Linked DNA regions of Homo sapiens: region 2 is linked to region 1. Evidence: chromatin contacts called from ENCODE Hi-C data. All regions are on one chromosome and are shown on one strand. The core of a region is the stretch at or near the end of the contact, and the rest is flanking DNA. Distances in the headings are between cores, read along the strand shown.

What was found. Hi-C counts contacts between places; a loop is a spot of excess contacts on that map. Pooled maps may share reads with other maps.
Region 2: a pooled map shows a loop between it and region 1 (5-fold over the local background). The contact joins the promoter of RHBDD1 here to the enhancer-like site in region 1. A Hi-C loop is called at or near these places in 3 of 37 single-sample maps with no recorded cell type and 4 of 50 pooled maps.

The regions. Positions count from the first base shown.
Region 1 is chr2:223,880,734-223,883,839 of GRCh38, forward strand. It overlaps WDFY1 (WD repeat and FYVE domain containing 1), which reads right to left. Exons shown (of 12, transcript NM_020830.5): 10 at 1,209-1,339. Among named protein-coding and RNA genes, the nearest start is that of AP1S3, 45 kb to the left of the region's middle. RefSeq lists enhancers at 895-1,396, 1,397-1,896. Within about 2 kb of position 1,323, at least 3 of the 41 ENCODE cell types and tissues checked have a DNase peak (open chromatin) inside an H3K27ac peak, as active enhancers do.
Region 2 is chr2:226,834,377-226,837,411 of GRCh38, forward strand. RHBDD1 (rhomboid domain containing 1) reads left to right here and starts at 1,678. Exons shown (of 9, transcript NM_001167608.3): 1 at 1,678-1,711. RefSeq lists enhancers at 997-1,291, 1,131-1,200, 2,041-2,190 and a silencer at 1,461-1,990.

The DNA of each region.
Region 1 (3,106 bases), core at 73-2,572:
AGATTGTTTTATAAAATTCCCAAAATAACTGATTTTTTTTTTTTACTGGAAAGGCTGATACATTCCTAGATATAAAAACAAGAATCTTCAATATAAAAGAAGAACTGCATTGAATAAAATCATACAGCATGGGCAAAACATCAGAGAGCTGCCGTTTTCCCTGAAACCTCTGCCATGCACAGGAGCAGTGCCTCTTACAGCACCCGCTTCAAAGCCCAGCTGCCCCAATCCCATCACTAGTTCATTTACCAACACCAGTCGTGATGCACTAGCTTTCCAATGTGGACCTCTGCCAACATTTGCCTCTGCTGCTTTAAAAGATGATTCAAAGGGAAGGAAAGAAAATAGTGGTTCTGTCCTAACGGATTTGCCTAAAAGTCAGGGCAGAGTGGGGTATCAAACAGATGTGTCTTACACACAAAGAGCAATTTAAGAATAGACTGCTAGGCCAGATTTCTGTGGAAGAAAGAACATTGGTCTCTAGAGTTTTCCCAGTAAATTTACATGCATGTGTGAACAAAGGTCTGGGCACTGGATACTTTTATAGAGAACCAGCTCAACCACTGCCATCCACAGGTGCATGGACTTATCCCTGCATAGCAGCCAGTGGGATGCAGAGGCTCAGGGTATCCACTCAGTTACTGGACCATGTAACTTAGCATTCCTCACTGTGTTCAGGAGAAAGCTGCCCAGTCAGAGGGGCAACTTAAGATGCATAGTCATGGTCTTAAGTCATAAAGCTAGGGCAGGTCCTCTCTTCAAAAATGGCTTAGGGGCCAGGCACGGTGGCTCGCGCCTGTAATCCTGGCACTTTGAGAGGCCAAGGTGGGTAGATCACTTGAGGTCAGGAGTTCGAGACCAGCCTGGCCAACATGGTGAAACTCCATCTCTACTAAAACTACAAAAATTAGCCAGGTGGTGGGGGGCGCCTGTAATCCCAGCTACTCGGGTGGCTGAGGCAGGAGAATCGCTTGAACCCGGGAGGCAGAGGTTGCAGTGGGCCGAGATCACGCCACTGCACTCCAGCATGGGTGACAGAGCAAGACTCTGTCTCAAAAAACAAACAACAAATAAAATGGCTTAGGAAATTCAGGAGAAACAAACACATGGCTAAACATATCCTATCACTTCTGAAGCTCTTCACATTTCAGAGAACCATTAGACAGATGTAATAAGAGGCAATGAGACAAAAATATGCAAACACTCACTCTTCATCTTTGATGGAGTCGTAACAAGAATCACAAACCCGGACTTGGAACTCGAAGCCCATGACTGGGTAACTTGAGCGCTTGCTGCTGCACTTCCCGCAGACAGCCTGCCCGCATTTCCTGCAGTGATGCTTCACAGGTGACCGGGAGGAGGAAAACAGGGTGTTAGCTTTCGCTTTTTGTTTTGTTTTGAGACAGAGTCTCACTCTGTCACCCAGGCTGGAGTGCAGTGGCGTGATCTCGGCTCACTGCAACCTCTGGCGCCCGGGTTCTACCAATTCTCCTGCCTCAGCCTCCCAAGTAGCTGGGATTACAGGTGCCTGTCACCACGCCTGACTAATTTTTGTATTTTTAGTAGAGATGGGATTTCACCATCTTGGTCAGGCTGGTCTCGAACTCCTGACCTCATGATCCACCTGCCTCAGCCTCCCAAAGTGCTGGGATTACAGGCGTGAGCCACTGCGCCTGGCCTAGCTTTTGCTTTAAAGCACATGGTTTCCCTCTAAAGTAGGGCAACAGGAGCGGGGAGGATATGCCTTGAATTGCAATCACCCCAATTCAATGTATCAATTAACACTCACAAGATAGACAATTCTGACACTAGTCAAGGATTTCCAAAAAACTTTGCTGTACTGGTCAAATGTTGCTTTTCATTCATTCATATTATCTGTCTACATGTTAACAAACAATATTATTAACAACAAATTTAGTTCATTTAGGAGCCTAATCACTGTAGATTTAGGGAAAGAAAAATTTATTCCTCCATCATAAAAAAGGCATTATTATTATTTTTTTTTTCAGAGACAGGGTCTCATTCTGTCACCTAGACTGGAATGCAAAGGTGCAATGGCATACAGCTCACTGCGGCCTTGACCTCCCAGACTCAAGCGATCCTCCCACCTCAGCCTTCCAAGTAGCTGGCACTACACGTGTCTGCCACCATGTCTGGCTAATTTTTTGATTTTTTTGCAGAGACAGGGTCTTGCTATGTTGTCCAGGCTGGTCTTGAACACCTAGGCTCAAGTGATCCTCCTGCCTCGGCCTCCCAAAGTGCTAGGATTACAGGTGTGAGCCACCATGCCCAGCCTAAAGGGTTTTAAAATAAGTTTTATTTATTTATTTTTATAGAGACGGGGTCTCATCATGTTGCTCAGGCTGGTTTCAAACTCCTGGGCTTAAGCCACCCTTCCACATTGGCCTCCCAAAATGCTGGGATTACAGGCATAAGCCATCATACCCGGTCTAAAATAAGTTTTAAATGCACTATGCTCTCATTAAGAAACTAATGCCCATAATCATGTATTTTGCTATTTTCTAAAATCTCTCAAACTGTGATTCTGGAAATAAGCCTCAAGAACATTACAAAATAGTCCAATTATTATTACTGATTTTGACATATTCTTTTACCGCCAAAAGTTTAGTGACCAGCACCTCTTCTCTCTTCTGTTAACTGTTAATAAATGGAAGTAAAATCCATTTCTCTGTGTTTCCTTTAGAAGTAGGGAATACTTCACCTATTAATTATACTGCACTAATTACCATCAGCCATGCATTGTGAGAACTTGGCTAATGACAGACAGAACTCAGGTGCTATTTCAGAGCTTTATAATGGTCTGAGCACTAATAATTCCCTTCTTGCCTGCCAGTCTCATATGAGACCTTACTGTGGAGTATCTCTGAGTAAAATTTTTTAGATTTTATTTATTAATTAATTTATTTTTTGAGATGGAGTCTCGCTCTGTCACTTAGGCTGGAGTGCAGTGGCGTGATCTTGGCTCACCGCAACCTCCGCTTCCTGGGTTCAAGTGATTCTCCTGCCTCAGCCTCCCGAGTAGCTGGGATTACAGGCGTCCGCCACCACACCCAGCTAATTTTTGTATTTTTAGGAGAGACAGGGT
Region 2 (3,035 bases), core at 428-2,927, 3.0 Mb after region 1:
ATGTCCAGAAATGCAGTTTCTCATTGTCAGTTGAGCTTTTGGAGGAGTATATTGTTTTTCTAGGAAAGAGGTAACTTATGAGTCTTAATGAACACGTACAATTTGCTAAGAATCTTCTTTGTCACTTGAAAGTCATATGTACACCCACACCTATGCATGAGCCACATTTTCACTTAAATTTCAAACTCCAAAATAAATATTTCTATGAAGAGTTTTAATACACAATGGCAAAAGATAAACTCTTCTGGTTTAGGCAGTTTTTGTTTTAGCAGACTATCTAAACACAGCTGCTACAACTTCCAATAAACAAAGAGTAACACTAAACCACCTGTATTCGGATACTCGGATTCCTTCTTGGAAAAAGAGCATCTTTACCCTAGCTATCAGAAAATTCCATACCAAATAGTAAGATTTTTTTTTTTTGAGATAGAGTCATGCTCTGTCGCCCAGGCTGGAGTGCATGGACGCGATCTCACTGCAACCTCTGCCTCCCGGGTTCAAGGATTCCCCTGCCTCAGCCTCCCGAGTAGCCGGGATTACAGGCGCCCGCAACCATGCCTGGCTAATTTTTGTATTTTTAGTAGAGACAGGGTTTCGCCATGTTGGCCAGGCTGGTTTTGAATTCCTGACCTCCGGTGATCCGCCCGCCTTAGCCTCCCAAAGTGCTGGGATTACAGGCGTGGGCCACCGCGCCAGGCCTGTTGTTGTTTTTTAAATAGAGACAAGGTCTCACTATGTTGTCCAGGCTGGTCTCAAACTCCTGAGCTCAAGCGATCCTCCTGCCTCGACCTCCCAAAGTGCGGGGATTACAGGCGTGAGTTACCGCGCCCGGCTGTAAGATAGTTTTTTCATATCCTATTAAATATATATAGCATTGCAACATTTAACTTAGCCTAACTCCTACAGCTAAACATAAAACTTGCTCCCGAGTAGCAAACAATTAAAATGGTATCAAATTATGTATTAATCGAAATTCTATTAACTGAAATATGAAACACCTAAAGCCCTCAAAATGGGCAAACGTTGCGTGGTGCAGTCCCAGACCCAAGCTTCTGGGAGTGAAAGGTGCACCCGCGACCTTGCCTTGCTGGCTGGCTCTGGGACTCTGCGATAAGCCGCCCTCCGGTTGTCTGCGATAGCTCCTGAAGCAGGAGAGTGTCTTTCCCACCCTCCGCCTAACAGGCGGTATCTGACCCTTCCAGGCAGCAGCTCCCCAGCCTCCGGCTGCGCTGGGGCCCGGAAGGACGAAGCTTCCCGGCAGAGAACCTGGGCAGAGGCGTCCGTTGGGTAGGCGGCCGCGACCCGCTCGCTGCTTCTCCCCTAGTCTTCGGGTCCCTTGAACGCAGGTCGCTTGTTTGCCTTACGCGTAGTCAGCGGCCAGTGGCTATTTATGGCAGTAAGGAATATTATCCACATTTCACATGGAGCTTAGAGGACAGGGCGAGGGTCCACACTCTCCTTACTGCGCTCTGCCGCGGTCCTGCCCCGCTGTGCCCTCGCGGCCCCCTTAGAGCCACTGCCGGCGCACGCGGTCTGCAGACAGCAGAGCGCGGGCGCGCACAACTAAGCATGCGCCGCGGCCGAGCCGTCCGCTTTAAGGCCCTCCCCTCCCGCACCCGGCCCCAGGAACCCGGGGCGCCCCGGATCGGGAACGTGCGTGATGACGCACGTGCGCGCGAAGACGTGGGGACGCAGGCGGGTCGTAGAGAGCGTGAGTTTCCGCGTCTGTTTGGTCCGGCTGCTGTCGTTGGTTGTGAGCGGCATCTCTCGCCGTTTCCCCGGGCTGCGGGAGCTGGCGGCCGGGCTGGGGCTGCTGGGCGGAGGTCGGCGCCTCCCGGGGGGCTAGGGCGAGGGAGGCATGGCGGGGCTGGAGGCACAGCCTCCCCGTCCGGGGCAAGTCCGAGAGCGGGGAGGGCGTTTCCTGGGGTAACTCCACCTGGGGTCTTGTCGAAGTTGCCGCATCTCCGCCGGACCGCACGGGAACGACGTGCCCACACTCGGAGGAAGGGGTTGGCGCTGAGCGAGTTTAAAGGGTTCCTTTTGAAAGCAGGAAGTTTGAAGTGACGTTGCATCAGCAACAGAGCATGCAGTTTCAGGTGCTCTCGGGACAGCTTTCAGTTTCTCAGAACAAGTCTAAGCCTCACCGCAGTAATAACTTTTATTAGAGGACAAAAAATCCGCCAAAGTAAACCCTTTCTGTCCAACCCCTAAAAACCTTTGGATAAACGTTTACAAGAAACGGATCACAGCCTTATTTGTTTTTCTAAACTGAGCATAAACTCTTTTGAAGACTCAGCGTTACTGTCAAAATGAATGAGTGCCTGCCTAGTTATGATTCAATTATCGAGGTGTTTGGGTCTCTGCAGTACACTCAGTGACTCCCAGGCTTTTCTTTTTTCTCTTTGAAATTGCTTATTAGAAGGCTTTATCTAATTTCTCACAGTTGTGTGTCTTTTTGAGGTAGTTCTAATAAACTTTAAAGGCTTCTGGTTTGCTGCAGGCCTGCCGTCGCTGTGGAAAGCAAGTATTCTTTCAAAGAAGAATAGAAGTGCATTGGTTTCTAAATAATCCCAGGACGCTAGGATCAGCATCACTTGGGAACTTCTTGGAAATGCACATTTTGGGGTCTTATCCCAAACTTACTGAATCAGAAATATATTTTAACAAGCCTTCCAGTTGATACCAATGCACCTGGACGCTAAAGTTTGAGAATTAATGGCGTAGTGATAACACCCATTGTGGAATCACATATAATGGAATTTGAATTGAAGTAATTCCTAGATGGAAAAACTTGGACATGTTACCTCACAGGGCTGGAATATGAAGATGCAAGAAAAATGTTTAACACAAAACACATAGAAAACCCTCAAAGATGTTATTAAGTAACTTATTAGAACTGCATAAAATAAGTACATAGTTTGTGCTGGAAGGATTCTTCAGCGGGGTAGATATGAGCTGTAGCGCATGGATATTGGGACTGCTGCTTAGAGGGTATTTTGTTTACCTCGGGATTCTCAATTCTGTGTAGTCAAGGT